Regions from separate parts of the Homo sapiens genome. Here region 1 is linked to region 2. Evidence: read pairs that join two places in POLR2A ChIA-PET (ENCODE). Cell type or tissue: A673. All regions are shown on one strand. Each heading gives the region's core, and the rest is flanking DNA. Links, peaks and the distances in the headings are about the cores only.

What was found. Peaks named below come from ENCODE experiments on the same cell type or tissue, not always from the same donor. Only the 100,000 strongest peaks of a DNase experiment are listed, where the experiment ranks them.
Region 1: POLR2A ChIA-PET joins it to region 2 with 7 read pairs; 2 of 35 experiments call an interaction of 5 or more read pairs at or near these places.

What each region holds. Positions count from the first base shown.
Region 1 is chr7:100,543,699-100,553,576 of GRCh38, reverse strand. AGFG2 (ArfGAP with FG repeats 2) reads right to left here. Exons shown (of 12, transcript NM_006076.5): 2 at 4,662-4,755; 3 at 3,066-3,181; 4 at 77-230. It overlaps LOC124901708 (a long non-coding RNA gene), which reads left to right and starts at 7,081. Exons shown (of 2, transcript XR_007060453.1): 1 at 7,081-7,169. In A673, for the core only: no CTCF peak of the experiment used is centred there; a DNase peak (open chromatin) is centred at 7,636; H3K27ac peaks cover 2,324 bases.
Region 2 is chr7:100,758,955-100,768,343 of GRCh38, reverse strand. It overlaps ZAN (zonadhesin), which reads right to left. Exons shown (of 48, transcript NM_003386.3): 18 at 8,499-8,623; 19 at 7,808-7,953; 20 at 5,986-6,129; 21 at 4,428-4,538; 22 at 4,148-4,317; 23 at 2,790-2,992; 24 at 1,678-1,819; 25 at 1,087-1,334; 26 at 333-513. Among named protein-coding and RNA genes, the nearest start is that of ZAN, 30 kb to the right of the region's middle. In A673, for the core only: no CTCF peak of the experiment used is centred there; no DNase peak of the experiment used is centred there.

The DNA of each region.
Region 1 (9,878 bases), core at 77-8,076, 210 kb after region 2:
GGAATCTGATTCAGGAAACTGACACTCCTGTCTCCCAAATCTCAAAAGAAACATGACGAGCAGATCTGAGAGTTACCTGGCTCGAGGTGGAGGCAGCAACTGAGAGAGACGGTGCAGGATCACCCAGAAGTGTCCGAAGGGGCTTCCCTTCTGGGATGGAGCCCTGCACAGGGGTGGAGGCACTGCCTTTGGTATAAGTGGGCCCCTTGACTTGGTCTGGGGGGACATACCTTTGAGAAAGAATAGTTAGGCTGTAAAGAGAGGGATAAAACTTTGGACCACGCTCAGCTGAGATGTTTGGGAAGACACAGGAGTCAAAATCTATGCTCATTTTTCTCTACTGATTCCCTTTTTTGAAGGGAACCGAGCAACTTAGCAAAGTTCTGCCTATCTTGAGCATCCCCTTGAACATCTTTTGGTTTTTTTGAGACAGGGTCTCGCTGTTGCCCAGGGTGGAGTGCAGTGGGGCAATGTTGGCTCAACACAGCCTTAACTACCTAGGCTCAAGTGATTCTCCTGCCTCAGCCTCCCAAGTAGCTGGGACCACAAACAAGTACATGCTACCATGCCTGGCTAATTTTTTAATTATTTGTAGAGAAGAGGTCTCACTATGTTGCCCAGGGTGGTCTCAACCTCTTGGCCTCAGGTGATCCTCCTGCCTTAGCCTCCAAAGTTCTGGGATTACAGGCATGAGCCACCACACCTGGCAAAGGTCCCCCTCTTTTATTTCCTGGGTGTTTCTTCAGACTCCTTCTTCTCAGCTCCATAGAAAAGCTGCCTGCCGCCTCATCCTCTAGGTGCTCACAATCCACACTTCCATCCTGCCAGCTCCTGCCGGGACAATTCCCTTCCACTACAGTGTATGTGGCCCCTACTCTGTAAGTGTCAGCTTAATCCTGAGGACATCCCTAGGAGGGACTCCACAGTGTGGTCTTATCCACATCAATCTCTTTGTTCTCTGCATTCTCTTCTCTACCTCACAGTTACCTCCCAACATGTACACACCCCAGAGATCCCACAAGAAGTGATACCAGGGGAGAGGAAAGGTAAGGGAGAATGGAGATGCTGTTTCCTTCATCAGGAAGACAAAATATAGTTGTCCCATGGTATCCTCAGGGAACTGGTTCCAGGATCCCCCTGACAATTCCATAATCAGAGGACGGGACACTCAAGTCTCTTATATAATATGGTGAAGTATTTGCATCAAATATGTATATCCTCCAATATACTTTAAATCATCTCTAGGTTACTTATAATACCTAATACAATGTAAATGCCATGCAATAGTTGCTATATTGTATTGCTTTTTATTTGTATTATTATTTTTTTTTTGAGACGGAGTTTCACTCTGTCACCCAGGCTAGAGTACAGTGGCACGATCTCAGCTGACTGCAACCACTGCCTCCCGGGTTCAAGCAGTTCTCTGCCTCAGCCTCCTGAGTAGCTCGGATTACAGGTGCCCATGACCATGCCTGGCTAATTTTTTGTATTTTTAGTAGAGACGGGGTTTCACCATCTTGGCCAGGCTAGTCTTGAACTAGTCCTGACCCTGTGATCCACCCGCCTCGGTCTCCCAAAGTGCTGGGATTACAGGCATGAGCCACCACACCTGGCCTTATTTGTATTATTTTTTATTGTTGTATTGTTATTTTTTGTGTTCCCTACTTTTTTTTTTTTTTTTTTTTTTTTTTGAGACAGTCTCTCTCTCTTTGCCCAGGCTGGAGTACAGTGGCATGATCTCAGCTCACTGCAACCTCCGCCTCCTGGGTTCAAGCAATTTTCCTGCCTCAGCCTCCAGAGTAGCTGGGATTACAAGTGTCCACCCCCACACCCAGCTAATTTTTTTTGTATTTTTAGTAGGGACGGGGTTTCACCATGTTGGCCAGGCTAGTCTCGAACTCCTGACCTCAAGTGGTCTGCCCACCTCAGCCTCCCAAAGTGCTGGGATTATAGGCGTGAGCCACCTTGCCTGGCCTATTTTCCCAAATATTTTTGATGTGAGGTTGATTGGATCCATGGTTGCAGAATCTACAGATACAGAGGGCTGACTGTACATATAAATCATGAAACAAGGCCGGGCACGGTGGCTCACGCCTGTAATCCCAGCACTTTGCGAGGCCAAGGCAGGCAGATCATTTGAGCCCAGGAGTTTCAGACCAGCCTGGGCAACGTGGTGAAACCTCATTTCTACAAAAAATATAAAAATTAAGGCCGGGCGCAGTGGCTCACGCCTGTAATCCCAGCACTTTGGGAGCCAAGGTGGGCGGATCACGAGGTCAGGAGATCGAGACCATCCTGGCTAACACGGTGAAACTCCGTCTCTACTAAAAATACAAAAAATTAGCTGGGTGTGGTGGCGGGCGCCTGTAGTCCCACCTACTCGGGAGGCTGAGACAGGAGAATGGCGTGAACCTGGGAGGTGGAACTTGGAGTGAGCCGAGATCACGCCACTGCACTCCAGCCTGGGTGACAGAGCGAGACTCTGTCTCAAAAAAAAAAAAAAAAAGAAATATATATATATATATATATATATATATATATATATAAATTAGCCAGGCATGGTGGCACACACCTGTAGTCCCAGTTACTGGGGAGGATGAGGTAGGAGGATCACCTGAGCTCCAAGAAGCTGAGACTGCAGTAAGCTGTGACTGTGGCACTGCACTCTAGCCTGGGCAACAGAGTGAGACCTTGTCTCAAAAAAAAAAAAAAATCATAAAATGATGGGTTAAAGGAATAAAACTATAGGATGTGTGCTTCCAGCCATCTCTCCCCATACATAAGATCAGCTGAGCTATAAAAATGAACACCCACAGGCCTACCTCCCGACTCCAATCAGTCTACTATCTCTCCAAAAGAGAGGACATAAAATCTGCAGGGTTAGTGACTGAGAACAAGTTGTCCTTTCATGTAGATTTATTTTAGCCGTAACTGAATGTGAGTGGAACAGAATCGACCCAAGTCTAGTCTTTTGTGAGAAGGCCAAATTCAACTCTAGAAACTGGACTGTCAGATGAAGAATGTCTTGAACACGTTTCCATAGCAACCTCTTTCCTACTCCTTACCATCTCTTCTTCTCATATTTTTCCTGGAGAAACTCCTTCACTTTCTGAGGATCCCTGGAATCTGGTACTAAAGATGTCCGAGCATCAAACAGACCCAACCAAATCTTCCGGCAAACCTAAAAGAATGAAGGTGTCAGAGGAGTGGGAGCAGAAAGCAGGAAATACAAAAAATACCACTTCCTTTTTTTTTTTTTTTTTTTTTTTTTGAGACGGAGTCTCGCTCTGTCGCCGGGCTGGAGTGCAGTGGCACGATCTCAGCTCACTGCAACCTCCACCTCCGGGGTTCAAGCAATTCTCCTGCCTCAGTCTCCCAAGTAGCTGAGACTATAGGCATGCGCCACCACGCCCAGCTAATTTTTGTACTTTTAATAGAGATGAGGTTTCACCATGTTGGCCAGGATGGCCTCGATCTCTTGACCTCGTTATCTGCCCACCTCAGCTACCCAAACTGCTGGGATTACAGGCATGAGCCACCGCGCCCAGCCACCACTTCCTATTTATTCATCAGTAAATACATATTGGCTGGATGTGGTGGCTCACACCTGTAATCTCAGCACTTTGAAAGGCCGAGGTGGGTGGATCACTTGAGTACGGGAGTTCAAGAGCAGTCTGGGCAACACAGCGAAACCCACTCTCTAAAAAAATACAAAAATTAGTGGAGCATGGTGGCATGTGCCTATAGTTCGAGCTACTTGGGAGGCTGAGGTGGGAGGATCGTTTGAGCCCAGGAGGTTGAGGTTGCAGTGAGCCAAGATTGCACCATTAAGCTCCAGCCTGGGTGACAGAGCAAGCAAGAGCTTGTCTCTGATAAATAAATAAATAAATAAATAAATAAACAAATATTGAGCATGGACACAGTGCTAGGATCTGGGTCTACCTACAAACCAGATATGATTCCTGTCCTCGCAGAGTTTATAATCCAATGGGGCAGTCATATCTTAGATAAATAAAACTAAAGTTATAATCACATTTTGTGACATGTATTGAAAAAGGAAAATAGAGGGCCATGAGAATTATGGAGAATTAAATTTCACTAAGGGTAGGGTCCAGGACAATTTTCAGAGCTCTGGCTTCCAGGACACCTCCAGAGGCCCTTGAGGATACCCTCTAAGTAAACCAATCACCCATAAGCTGGGGTACTGCTAACGCCAAGGATAGCAACTTCTGATCGGCAGATTTAGCTAGGGAAGGGGTTTAAGTCACTTTCCAGTACAAGATATGCACTTAAATCCAGGTTGTCGAGGCTGAAGGCAGCAGAGCTGGCTCCAGGAAAGCTTCCTCAGAGGGGCTGGCCCAGTCAACTCTGAATGCTCACGCTCTGGAGCTCTGGTCATTCTACCCCTCCATTGCTCAGGTGCCACATCCTACAACGATATTGCTACTTCCCCTGACTCCTGAAAAGGAGGCCTAGACAAACCATGATTTGTATAACAGAATAAAGATTCTGTAAATATACCTAAGGAAAGAAATCATACATATGAAAAAATTAAGAGAAACTCAACCAAAAATAAAACCGTAAGGTTTCCCTACAATCTTGAGGCAAAGCCCCACCTGCAGATAGGTGACCTTCTCACCACTCCATCGGTGGCAGCTCACCTCATTTCCACGGGATTGCAGGAATACTACTTCAGGCTCAGTGAAAGTTGTCATGGAGATTGACTTGACACGATGAGGGGGGTTCAGCCCTCTCCTATGGGAGAGAAACAGGAAGAAAGAGAAGTATAATGCAGTTAGCATGGCAGGCTGTTCATGGGAGGAGGAGGAGGAGGGAGAAAGGGTGAAAGAATAGCATATAAACTAAGCTCAGATAGAACCCCCCCATCTGAAGCTACTTCCTAATTCCAGGAAAGAAGGGAAATATTTGGAATATTTTGGAGATATTAGAAGTCTCCAAAGAGAGGCCAGGCACAGTGACTCACACCTGTAATCCCAGCACTTTAGAAGGCCGAGGCAGGCAGCTCACTTGAGGCCAGGAGTTCGAGACCAGCCTGGCCAATATGGTGAAAACCTGTCTCTACTAAAAATACAAAAATTAGCCGGGCATGGTAGTGCACGCCTGTAATCTCAGCTACTCAGGAGGCTAAGGCACAAGTATCGCTTGAACCTGGGAGGCAGAGGCTACAGTGAGCCAAAATCACCCCACTGCACTCCATCCTGGGCAACAGCAAGACTCTGTCCCCACTCCCACCACCCCCCTCCAACCCCCAAAAAAAAGAATCTCCAAAGAGACAGGGAAGAGAGAGTCAGGAACATCCTGTGATCCCAGTAGTTCTGGAGAGGAAAGGTAGAGCCTGCCCATCCAGAAGCCTCCTCTAGCCTGGCTCAGATCCCAGTAGTTTCAGTGTTCAGCCTGTAGGCCGAGGGGGGTACTTCTGGGAACTCAGACACGTGACCACTTCCCACTTCCTACTTTATCATTGTTTTAGACCTACAGCCCATCCCCAAGGTCCCAGGGCCCACAAAAACACAAATCCTTCAAGCATGAGGGAAGGCAAAAATGAAGGCCCAGTACTATTCTTGATAACACTAACAAAAACAGGATATGGTGACAAAAAACAGTCTCTAGCCCAGCTGGTCCTCCTTGTGTCTACAAAGAAGGGTGGAGTGGTGGTGGGATGGAGAGGGTCCCTCTCTTTCAGGAAGCCATCTCTAGGAAAAGAAATATTTGATTTTCTTATTTCTGTATCTCTCAATAAAGCAGGAAGAAGTCAAGTTCAACCATGAGCTATAAGGCTGGCATGGGCGAGGAATATGTAACCTGTGGCAATGCTTTTGTGCCTCCTCTGTATGTTCTGTTAACTCCCTGGGAATCCAGTTCTGCCTCCAGGAACCCTGTGGAGATTATAAGAGAAGAGAAGGCTTCCTTGTCCCCACTCAACTGGTCTCAGGAGTGTTCTAATACAGGAAACTTGGGGCTAAGCCAGGCAGGGCTTCATAGGTTCCCCTGTCCTTGCACCTTAAGTATTATTCTGGTCTAGGTCTACTACCCTCACTGGATTAAACAAAACTGCCCAAACCAAAACAAGCTAGATCCTGGGACAGGAGGGAAGCAGTCTCAGCAGATGAGGCCTCTTCAGACTTTTACTCTCATGGAAAAAAAAAAAATGGCCAAATCGAGTTGCTCAAATAAAAATCCAGAATAGGGTCCTGGCTGACATCCTCAGGAAGCGCAAAGGGGGAAAAAGAGACAAAAATATTTAACAGATGAAAATCCTGAAAATTCACAAAGAAGGTGGGGAAAACATACATTCACACTAACAGGTGCACACACAGAATCCAAGTGCTCCTGCCAAGTCTGGGAGAACAGCAGCGAGGTGTAAGCAAAAGCAGCGGTGGTGGGGGTGGGGGGCAGGGAGTGGGCGGACTCAGTACAGAGTGAACAGTAAGGGCGGCCACCCTGCGGATGATAAATTACTCATTATGGGATTTTAACAAAGGACAGGACACTGGAGGCTCCAGTTGACGCTGTTTGCAGCAATTCTGCTGCTAGACCTTTAGGTATAAAGGGTCTCAAAAATGCTCTTATAAAAGACAAGCAATATCAAAGAGGACTGATGCCCCCAAGGAAAGATAAGCTCAGGGAAAAACGAAAGCAAGGCTTTGTTACTACATATCAAACAATAGCTCTTAAGCTTGGTCTGCCCCGAAGACTGTCTTCCGATCACATTTCAGAGATAGTCCATTCTCTCTCCTAAGGCCTCTCTTGCTAATGGCTTGGTTTGGTTTTGCTTTTAATTCTAGCCAGCCTGCTTTTAGACTTTCTCACCTTAACCACTAGGCCCTTCCCCTTCAGAATGTCAGGGCTTTCTGAAGTCTAGCCAGACCTCATTGTCCCTGTGATCTCAAAGGTCTTCTCCTTCACCTCCTACAAACAAAATTTACTTTGCCAAAACACAAGGCATTATGGGAGGCACTGTGGGGGATACAAAAATTATAGGACAGAGTTATCTTATCACCAGGAGCTCACAAGAAGAACCCAGGAAGCCTGGACAAAGGTACTTCTTACTGCAGTAGGGTGCTATTCAGTCAGGCACTGATGGATCAGGGAGAACGTGACTCCAGGATGCAGCAGTTGCGGAAGGAAGAGAAACAGTCATGGGGAAGGTAAAATGTATTATGTTTACACTAGAAAAACAGATTCTAAGCCTATCACAAAAAGGTCATTGACATTTCCTGAATGGATAACCAGGAACTGTTAGCGAACTGTAAACAGGGAGGTATGCTTCCTTGTTAGGGGGAGGAGGCAGGACTCAACCCAGGCATCAATCAAAATGGGATGCTTAGAACAGAACTTATGGTTGAGCCTGGACTAAAAGAGTTTATTTTTGGTGGGGGTGGCGGGCGGGGGGGGCGGCAGACGTGACAGGATGATGGGAAGGCAGAGAAAATAAGAAATGATTTAGGTGCTTTGGGCCAAATGAATCTGATGGAACAGGATGTTTCCATAGCACAGTACAAAAAGCATTGCTCTGACCTTGATGTCTGTAGACTGGATTTTGTACAACCAGAGCCACAGTCTGGGGGCAGGGAGAATTCTCTACAAGGCAACACTGCAGCCTAGGAAGGGGGCCTAGTTACATGGCCTATGAGTCAGAGTTTTTCTTTCTGAATCACAGAGAGGCCACTGCTGGCCAAAAGAAGCAATTTAGAAACGAGAGCCCCCTTCCTCCTGGTAGCTAAAACCATGTGGCCTAGGTGTGCTGCATTTCACTGGGTACACACCAGGGTCATGCAGCGGACCAGATGTGAGTCACTGGCCTGGAATTAAACAGGCCCAGCTCTCCCACTTGCACCCAGCTCCCCAACATAACTCTCAGGTTCCTCCCAAAAGAGGTAATCACAGCAAATTCATTCTGGTATTTCTAACCAGGAAGTGCTGGGGAGGAACAGAGATCAATTTATTTTCTCAGAATAGAGTAAGTTTTTCCAATGGAAAGTACATTATTACTAGGACTCAAGCCTCCAGCCAGTCAGGTTGTCTTTATCCACTTCAGTTTCTTTTTCACAGGGCACCTAAAGGGCATATGAAGTATTCTGAATTATTTGGCAGCTGAAGCCACTTGTATGTGTAGCTGCTAACAACTGCCCAGTCCTCTCTCTTTCCCTCCCTCCCGTCTCCTCTCTGATTCCATTAGGCATAGTACTATTTCCACAAATACCACACCTTTTGTTTTTCTGTGATCATCACCCTCATGCTGGCCCATATTTTTGCTTCTATCTTGCTTCATAAAAGCATCAAACCTGCTCAGCTGCTCAGATAAGAAAGTTCTGCCAGGTCAACAATGGAAAAAAACCAGTTCCACCCAGCACCCAAGTTCTTTTTCATTTGTGCCAAATTTGGACTTGGGAAATCCTTGCCTTTGAACAATTGTGTTCAGATTCATACACCCCAGATCGTGTTTCTTTGCTCTGGGATTTCACTCCTCTGCTTCTGAACAGGATACAACTAAACCAGTTTAGCTCTTATCTTGGATGCAAACATCACCATGAAGAGTCCCTGTTAGGAACTTTTAATAGTCCCTAAGAGGAAGGCTCTCCTATTACCCTGCTCCAGGGTCAATTTCACTAATTTTAGGAACCCTCTTCCTGATCTAAATTCTGCTTCAACCCATTTCCTTTGTTCCTCCTCAGCAGCAATGATAAACAGCTGTCCTGTTGATTAGAGCCAGGTAGACTCCTGATAGCATCCAGCCGCCCTTCCCTTTAGGCTCAACCTCAATCTTTTTTACATGTCTCCCTCTGCCCTCACCTCTCTCATCCCCACCCCCCCGCCCACCACCCCACGTCGAGCTTTTTCTCATCCCTTTAGTAATTTATCACTTCCTTCGGGGCTTTTCAAGTGGTTCATGCACCCCTTATGAAACAGCACCTACATCTGTAATTTAGTGAGAGACTCTGTCCACCTCTGCCCAGCAGAGGTCAACATGAAAGGTGACAGAGGAGGGGATGGAGGGATGGGACTAAAACAGGGGCAAGGTACATGTGTACCTCTCCAACCCAGACAGATGGAAAAGTACTGAATTATTGAAGAACATACTGTACCTTTCCTCCCATGGAGATTAAAATGCTTCAACTAAGAACCACCAGCAAGCCCGACAGGGAAAGTAAGGCACAAGGAGGGCAGGAACTTGTCACAAATAAAGAGCTGTCAAGTGCATTCTTGACACCCAGCCCAGAGCTCTGCCCACCTTAATTCTGACTCCTGTGATCACAGTAAAGTTGGGCAGAAATAGAAGAGATAAGTGTCTATTACAAACACCTGAAGAACGATGGATTGAAGATGGACCCAAACAGCCACATCAAGGAAATATGTCATACTTTGCTGAAAAAACTGGGTGTCAAAGTTAGCGTCCATCCTTGTGTCAATGAGATCTCAGGCCTCAACATCCATTTTCTTTCTGAGGAACAGTGGTTCATTCACAGACGCATTCAGGCAAACCAGAACAAGAAAGAACATTTAAAGCACTGCTTTGCAAATAGATGCTTTTTAGCAGCAATTTTTACCACGTCTTAAGATTCAAATGACAGATTCATCCTCCAAGAATTAGAAATGTAACTAAACAAACAAGCATATGTGTATGTTGGGGAAATTAAACAGATCCACATCTAGGTTAAGGAAATTAGGTACTGGAAGAAAACCAAATGAATAAAACTAGGTCAGGTGTGGGACCTACAATTGTGGCAGTATGTATGTAAATTTAGGAACAGCAGAAACTAGCAGCCTTTCTCTCAACCCCTCACACCAACGCTGTAGGTTTTTGCTACAGCTGAGAAAATATTTCTCATTAAAAAAGAGAGAACAAGAATGAGTTC
Region 2 (9,389 bases), core at 1,337-9,336:
TGCACCACCATGCCTGGCTAATTTTTGTATTTTTAGTAGAGACAGGTTTTTGCCATGTTGGCCAGGCTGGTCTCGAACCCTTGACCTCAAGTGATCCACCCTCCTCGGGCTCTCAAAGTGTTGCATTTACAGGTATGAGCCACCGCGCCTGGCCCCTTTCTGTCTCTTCATCTCCGTCTTCCCTTAACTCCTACCTTCATGCCTAATGTCCTCAACGAATTAGTCAGTTGACAAGTACTTAGAACACCTCACAGAGATGTTGGGGGAGCTGGGACCAGGTCACACGCCTACTCATTGTCCCAGCTTTCCCCGCAGGTGCCCAGGAAACTCACCACACAGCCCACAGAGCTGGCCGCCATAGGAGGAGGGGACTGTCACTTCCACCAAGTGGCTCCCGTCGTAGCGAACTTGGAGCCCAAAGTTCGTGTAGAGGAGGACGAGGTTGCTGCTGAGCCTTATGGTCACCCGGCCTTGTGCAAGCCACACAGGTAGGGCCACCCGATGGCCATTCAGCTGCAGAGGCAGGGAGGACGTAGAAAGGAGAGTCAGGAAAGAACTCGGGATAAAGGCAAGGACGGGGGCTCATGCCTGCAAACCCAGCACTTTGGGAGGCCGAGGCGGAGGATCGCTTGAGCCCAGGATCTCGAGATCAGCCTGGGCAACATGGAGAAAGCCCGTCTCTACAAAAAGTGAAAAAAAAAATTAGCCGTGCAGGTGGTGCATGCCTATAGTTGCAGCTACTTAGGAGGCCGAGGTGGGAGGATCACTTGAGCCCAGGGGGTCAAGGCCACAATAAGCTATGATCGCACCACTGCACTCCAGCCTGGGTGATAGAGCAAGACCCTGTCTCAAAAAAAAAAAAAAAAAAAAAAAAAACGGCAAAAAACTGGGAGCAGGAGGGGCTGGTGCTGGTGGGTATTTCACAGAGGGAGGAGGGAGTCCAGAGAAGAGGGTCTGGGTCAGCTGCAGGTGCTTCCCAGGTGCTCTAAGGAGCCAGAGAGGTGGGCATCCGGGCAAGGAGGGGCACAGGAGAGAAGCAAGCAGGCTGGGTGTTCAGGGTCCAGGAGGCAGGAGGAAGACACCCACCATGACCTTACAGCCTCTGAGCAGTGAGATGCTGAGGTCAAAGACTGTCACGTGGACGGCTTTGATGTAGGAGACCTCCAGGATCCCCCCGCGGTTCTCGTTGGTGGCGCTCACAACAAAATAGCTGTCTTGGGACCTGGACCAGCAAGGCCGGGTCAGGACATAGGTGCAGGTGCCCATGAAGTGGTGCAAGGCGCCATCGAAGGTCAGGTAGTGGGGGTCACCCGAGGCTGTGCAGGTGGCGGCACCTGTGGAGAAGAAGATGGAGTTCACAGTCTCACTCCTCCATGCCCCGGAAGCTTTGACTCAGAGCTGCCATCCTGGAGAGCCCACATTGGCATGGTCCCCACGGCCCACCCACAGATGTGGTGTTTCCCTAGGAAGTGTGGTTGGCTTGGCTTGGAGCTGCCTAAGAGAAACACTGACGTCCCCAACCTCACCCTTTGGGTCCCTGAAAATGCTGCCCCTGCTGCCCCTCCCAGGCCCTGGTGGAGACTCAGCTGTCTGGGGAAGCTGCTTTGGGCAGGACCCATCACCTTGCCTGGTGTTGCCTGGGCAGCCCCCAGCTCACCTTCCACCCTGATGGCTCACCTTGGGCATGGCAGCCATAGATACCATCCTGTTGGCCACAGAACTCCTGGGCCCTACACCTCCAGGGCTGGCAGCGAATTCTGTTGTTGCTTTCACAGACGCACAACTCTTTGCAGCCTGGCTTGTACCACCGCTCCCCTACCTGGGGAAGACAGCAGGGAAGGAAGAGAAAGTGTTTTTTTTTGCTTTGTTTTGTTTTTTCCCAGATCTGACACCAGAGCTCACCAGAGCTGTTCAGATCACTGGCTTAATAGTGGGGAGACATCCTCTCTTCCTGAAGCTCCGAGATTCGCTGCAAAAGCTTGGCATCCATTCGTTTTTTCAGTCACTACATCATTTCTGGGTCTGTTCATCATTTCAACCAAAATTGATCTATCCGAGGCCAGGTGTGGCGGCTCACGCCTGTGATCCCAGCACTTTGGGAGGCCAAGGCGGGTGGATCACTTGAGGTCAGGAGTTTGAGACCAGCCTGGCCAACATGGAGAAACCCCATCTGTACTAAAAATACAAAAATTAGCCTGGCGTGGTAGTGCACGCCTGTAATCCCAGCTACTTGGGAGGCTTAGGCGGGAGAATCGCTTGAACCTGGGAGGCGGAGGTTGCAGTGAGCTGAGACCGTGCCACTGCACTCCAGCCCGGACAACAGATCGAGACTCTGTCTCAAAAAAAAAACAAAAACCAAAAACAACAACAAAAAACCAAAAAACAAGGGCCAGGCATGGTGGCTCATGCCTGTAATCCCAGCACTTTGGGAGGCCCAGGTGGGCAGATCACAAGGTCAAGAGATCAAGACCATCCTGGCCAACATGGTGAAACCGCCCCCTACCCCGTCTCTACTAAAAATACAAGAATTAGCTGGGCATGGTGGTGCATGCCTGTAGTCCCAGCTACTCGGGAGGCTGAGGCAGGAGAATCACTTGAACCCAGGAGGCGGAAGTTGCAGTGAGCCGAGATCGTGCCACTGCACTCCAGCCTGGCGACAGAGCAAAACTCCGTCTCAAAAACAAAACAAAACAAGAAACGAAAAGAAAAGAAAGAGCTTGCAGGGGGTGTGAGAGCAGGGAGCAGGCCCTTTCTAGCTGCAGGGCTGAGAGGTCCACGCAGCCGCTCACCTTGAAGTAGCTGCCTGCAGGGTGGAGGCACCCACACTGGGAGCGAGGTATGCACTCGAGGCCACTGAGGACGAAGCCCGGATTGCATTCACAGGCCTCCACGCACCGGTCTGAGCAGAACATGCCGGAGAATCCTGAATGGCAGGTGTCAGGGCATGGCTTCGCACACAGGGAGTACTTGCTGTTGGGCGGGCAGGCCATTGCTGGTGGAGGGAGAAGCTTGGGTGAGAAGGAGACGAACAAGCCACGGGGCTGGGTGGGAAACAGGAAGGACACGTTCGGAAGGGCCCCAGCTCCAGGCTTCTGGCCAATCTCGAGAAGAGAGAGTGACTGTGAGAAGCTTCCCCAAGGAGCCTGGCTGGCTCCCTGGGGCTGCAGGGCCAGCACTAAGGCGCCGGCCCTGAGAGACTTAGATAGACCTATGGTGGGAGCAGATGGACCCACCACTGGCAGCGCTGCTGTGTAGACATGCCCCAGGTGAGCTGTTGGCCCGCAGGGGACCGGGGCCACCTGTGAGGTCTGAGTCAGGGGATAGGCCTGCCCTAAAGCAGCTTCCCCAAAGAGCTGGGCCACACCAGGAGCTGGGAGGCAGCCTCGTTGCCTCCCCTGCCTAGGGCCTGTACCGTGTGCCTGCGTGTGATGACTTGGGCTGCACAGAAACACTTTTTTTTTTTTAAAGACAGAGTTTCGCTCTCACTGCCCAGGCTGTAGTGCAGTGGCGCAATCTCTGCTTACTGCAACCTCCACCTCCCGGGTTCAAGCGATTTTCCTGCCTCAGCCTCCCAAGTAGCTGGGATTACAGGCGCCCGTTGCCACACACAGCTAATTTTTGTATATTTATTTATTTATTATTTTTATTATTTTTTGAGATGGAGTCTCATTCTGTCACCCAGGCTGGAGTGCAGTGGTGCAATCTCGGCTCACTGCAACCTCCGCCTCCCAGGTTCAAGCAATTCTCCTGCCTCAGCCTCCAAGTAGCTGGGATTACAGGTACCCGTTGCCACACACAGCTAATTTCTGTATTTTTATTTATTTATTTATTTATTTTATTTTATTTTTTGAGATGGAGTCTCACTCTGTCGCCCAGGCTGGAGTGCAGTGGCGCAATCTCGGCTCACTGCAACCTCTGCCTCCCGGGTTCAAGCGATTCTCCTGCCTCAGCCTCCAGTGTAGCTGGGACTACAGGCATATGCCACCATGCCTGGCTAATTTTGGTATGTTTAGTAGAGACGGGGTGTTGGCCAGGCTGGTCCCAAACTCCTGATCTCATGATCCACCTGCCTCGGACTCCCAAAGTGCTGGGATTATAGGTGTGAGCCACCGTGCCCGGCCTCTCCTCTGAGTTTGGCACAACTCACGGCAGAAGTGGGGTTCCCTCCAGGGCTTCACAGCGTGGCCTGCGTCCTGGCAGGTGGTGGTCATGGTGGACATGTGTGTGCACAGCAGGTGCTGCAGCCCCTGGAATCCGCACATATCAAGCATGCAGCTGTCGAAGAAGGAAGCGGCCTTCACGTGCAGCAGGCATGTCCTGAGGGGAGTGACCAAGTCAGGGGGAATGCAGTGGAAGGGGGTAGAGCCTTGGAGGAGCCCAGGTGCCAAGCATCGCCCCTGTGCGACCCTGCCTGCCCTCCTTCATACTCAAATGGGCCATGAGTGTCGACCAGCCGTCCACAGAACCCTGGCCCCGACATGCTGCTCTGCAGAGATGAATCACAAGACGGGGAATTCACCACCTGGTACTTCTGACACCTGCAAGAGACCCACCCCAAACTCCCTAAAGACAAAGCTCGCTTCCAGCTCATCCCTAACCCAGCAGGCAGCAAGGCTGGCAGGCCGGGACCGGCAAACCAGCCTGTCAGCTGGGAAACCCCTCCCAGAGGATGTTTGACCACTGAGCCCTGGCCAGGCACTGTGGGAGGCCGAGGCAGGGAGAATTGCTTGAGCCCAGGAGTTCCAGGCCAGCCTGGGTAACACACTGAGATCCCATCTCTTTAAAAATAAATATGAAATTATTTATTTCATATTTCATATGGCGCACGTCCATAGCCCCAGCTACTCAGGAGGCTGAGGTGAGAGAATCTGTTGAGCCCAGGAGTTGGAGCCTGCAGTGAGCTGTGATTGAACCACTGCACTCCAGCCTGGGCGACAGAGCAAGGCCCTGTCTCTAAAAACAAACAAACAAACAAACAAAAAAGAATATTGAGCAACTGAAAGAACAACTTGAAGTCTCCAGGGTAGAGAGGAGAAAGGGGCAATGCCAGTCATTTTTTAAAGGGAGGGCACAGGCTGGGTGTGGTGGTGATGCCTGTAATCCCGGCATTTTGCATTTTGGGAGGCCAGGGCAGGTGAATCACCTGAGGTCAGGAGTTCGAAACCAGCCTGGCCAACATGATGAAACCCCGTCTCTACTAAAAATACAAAAATCAGACAGGTGTGGTGGCATGTGCCTATAATCTCATTGGGATTGAGGCGTGAGAATCACTTGAGCCCAGGAGGCAGAGGTTTCAGTGAGCTGAGATTGCACAACTACACTCTAGCCTGGGTGACACAGCAAGACTCCATCTCAAAAAAAAAAAAAAAAACCGTTGGGGAGGGCCAGCAGCCTGGTCAACCCCCCATCTGGTGAGAACCCCATGTCTACCAAAAAATTTTGTTAAAGTTAGCTGGGCATGGTGTAGTCCAAGCTACTTGGGAGGCAGAGAAGGGAGGATTGCTTGAGCTCAGGAGTTTGAGGCTGCAGTAAGCCACGATCGTGCCATTGCACTCCAGCTTGGAAGACAGAGGGAGATCCCATCTCAAAAAAAAAAAAAGGGCGGGTGGAGGGCTGGACGTGGTGGTGTGGTGGCTCACACCTGTAATCCCAGAACTTTGAGAGGCCAAGGCAGGTGGATCACTTGAGGCCAGGAGTTTGAGACCAGCCTGGCCAGCATGGTGAAACCCCATCTCTACAAAAATACTAAAATTAGCTGTGTGTGGTGGCAGGTGCCTGTAATCCCAGCTACTCGGGAGACTGAGGCAGGATAATTGCTTGAGCCTGGGAGGCGGAGGTTGCAGTGAGCTGAGATCGCACCACTGCACTCCAGCCTAAGCGACAGAAGGAGACTCCATCTCAAAAAAAAAAAAAAAAAAAAAAAAGAGAGTTCCAGGAAGGGGACGGAACCTTCCCAGGGCCCCGGTGGGAGGGCTCCTTGCTCACTCCTGGTCCTCGTCCTGGTCCGTCTGCCAGCTGTTCCCCAGCTCCTCCTTGTCTCCTGCTGGGCTGCCGTCCAACTTCAGGTGGTCATTGTCACTGTTGCCGTCATAGTTCCCACACAAACCACAGAGTTTGCCAGAGTATGTGCTAGGGGAACAGGAGAGGAGCTGGCGTTAATGGAGAGAAGCAGCCTCGGTCCTCGAGGGGCAGTGGCAGAGAAGGCAAGGAGCTGGGATCCTAAAACAGAGGGCGTGAGGAGGATGAAGAGGTGCGGACTGGACAAGAGGACCCCATGGCCCTCCCCCAAGCCTCCTTCCCCTCTGTTCATTGTCCAGCCACAGCAAACCCCTTGCTGGCCCTAAAACACTCCCACTTTATTTATTTATTTATTTATTTATTTATTTATTTATTTATCCTTTTTTTCAGATGGAGTCTCTCTCCGTCACCTAGGCTAGAGGGCAGTGGTGCAACCTCGGCTCACTGCAACCTCCACCTCCCGGGTTCTAGTGATTCTCCTGCCTCAGCCTTCCGAGTAGCTGGGATTACAGGCACACACCACCACGCCCAGCTAATTTTTTTGTATTTTTAGTAGAGATGGGGTTTCACCATGTTGGCCAGGCTGGTCTCAAACTCCTAATCTGCCTGCCTTGGCCTCCCAGAGTGCTGGGATTACAGGTGTCAGCCACCGTGCCTGGCCAAATTATTTATTTATTTTTTTATTTATTTTAGAGATAGGGTCACCCTCTGTGGCTCAGGCTGGAGCACAGTGGTGCAATCTCGGCTCACTGCAGCCTCCAACTCCTGGGTTCAAGCGATTCTCCCACCTCAGCCTCCTGAGTAGCTGAGACTACAGGCAAGTACCACCACGAGAAGCTAATTTTTTTTTAAGAGACAGGATCTCACTATGTTGTCCAGGCTGGTCTGGAACTCCTGGCCTCAAGTGATCCTCTTGCTTCGGCCTCCCAGCATGCTGAGATTATAGGTGCAGGCCACTACGCCTGGCTAATATTTAAATTTTTTTGTGGAGATATGGTCTCACTATGTTGCCCAGGCTGGTCTGGAATTCCTGGCCCCAAGGGATTCTCCCGTCTCAGCCTCCCAAAGTTCAGGGCTACAGGCGGGAACCCCTGCACCTGGCCTCTATAAAGTATTTTTATAAAGTCTTTCTTTCGCCGGGCACAGTGGCTCCCCTGTAATTCCAAGACTTTGGGAGGCCGAGGCAGGAGGATCGCCTGAAGTCAGGAGTTCGAGACAAGCCTGGGCAACATGATGAAATCCCATCTCTACTAAAAACAAAAATTAGCTGGGCATGGTGGTGTGCGCCTGTAATCCCAGCTACTTGGGAGGCTGAGGCAGGAGAATTGCTGAACCTGGGAGGCAGAGGTTGCAGTGAGCCGAGATAGCACCACTGCACTCCAGCCTAGGGAACAGAGCGAGAGATCCTGTCTCAAAAAAAAGAAGAAGAAGAATCTTGCTTTCCCTTGTTTTGTCCATCTGGGGAGCCACTCTTCCTTCGAGAATGGGACCAGGTGACTGCCCTTCAGAAAGCCTCCAGAACTCACTAGTGCTCCTTCTAGCACATTCCCAAAGCATGTACATCCATCCTGCTATCTATCACATGCCCCGAAACCATTTTCTCCTGTCTCCTGGTCCAAAGGGATCCCTGCCACTTAAGCAGGGTGCTTCCCATCCGTGAATGCATAAAGGATCAAGTAGTGGTGCCAGGGATGGAAGGGGAGTGGGCAGGGTGGGCAGCAGGAAGAAGAGGCAGCAGGAAGAGGCAGCAGGAAGAAGTGGCAGCTGCCTGGCTGGGACACTGCCTTACCTGGACACAGTAACATACAGCTGCTGGTCACCATCCCATCTCACCCGCAAACCGAACTCCGTCTGCAGCTCCACAAACCGCCCGCTTGCACCCAGGAAGACGCCTTTAGAGGGTATGGCTGGGAGAGTAACTTGCTGACCCCCAACCTGGAAGGCAGGGCAGAGGCAAGAGACAGACAGAGCTGGGGGTCAAGGAGGACCCCAGCAGACTTTCATTTCCATAGCTGGGAGGCAGGACACCATCCACAGCGGCCTAACAATCTCATCCACCAGGAGTGGACTGGAGCTTCCTCACCACTGTTTTGTTTTTGTTTTTGTTTTTAGGAGACAGTGTCTTACTATGTTGCCTAGGCTGGAGTGCAATGGTGCAATCACAGCTCACTGCAGCCTCGACCTCCCAGGCTCCAGCAATCCTCCCACCTCAGCCTCTGGAGTAGAGGGGACAACAGGCAAGTGCCACCACACCAGGCTAATTTTTTCTATTTTTTAAGAGACAGGGTCTTGCTATCTTGCCCAGGCTGGCTTCAAACTCCTGGCCTCAAGCAATCCTCCCACTTTAGCCTCCCAAGGAGCTGGGATTGCAGGTCACTGTCTTGTTGAACCCCATCCGTGGAAAGGTTCAGGGATTGGAAGGGTTGGCCAGGACACACAGTCAGACCCTGCAAGGATGGTGGGGGTGGAATGGGGCTCACCAGAGTGCGTCTGCCCTTAAGCAGGGTGACGGTGCTCTCGGGCAGGGTCACGTAGACTTTGCTCAGGCAGGACACGCCTTCCTGTCCCTGCTCCTCATTCTTGGCTGTCACCCTGAAGAATGGGTCTGGGTAGGGAGAGGAATGAAGAGAGCCCAGTGGCTCATTTCTGAACATCTGCCGCGAGCAGTGCCCTGAGCCTGGCGCCGCAGGGAGAGATGAGCGCCACCGAGACACCAGCCCCAAAGTCCAGTAGGGGAGGCCGGATCCACACAGGAGCAGACCACGACTGCCTCTTCCAGAAGAGCCTGCAGCCGCAGCGTGTCTGTCTCCACTCAGTGGCTGGAACATCCTCCAGGGCGTCTGTGCTCCCTAACCACTACCACTGCCTTCTTTGCTTTTTTGTTTTTAACTTCATTTATGTGTGTATTTATTTATTTTTCGAGACAAGATCTCACTTTGCTACCCAGGCTGGAGTGCAGTGGTGTGATCATAGCTCACTGCAGCCTCCAACTCTTGGGCTCAAGCGATCCTCCTGCCTCATCCTCCCGACTAGCTGGGACTATAGGTGTGTCCCACCATACCCAGCTGATTTTTTAATTTTTTTTTTTTTCTGAGACAGAGTTTTGCTCTTGCTGCTTAGGCTAGAGTGCAGGAGTGCAGTGGCTCGATCTTGGCTCACTGCAACCTCCGCCTCCCAGGTTCAAGCAATTCTCCTGCCTCAGCCTCCCAAGTAGCTGGGATTACAGGTGCCTGCCACCAAGCCTGGCTAATTTTTTATATTTTTAGTAGAGACGGGGTTTCACCATGTTGACCAGGCTGGTCTCAAACTCCTGACCTCAGGTGAACCCCCCACCTCGGCTTCCCAAAGTGTTGGGGTTACAGGCGTGAGCC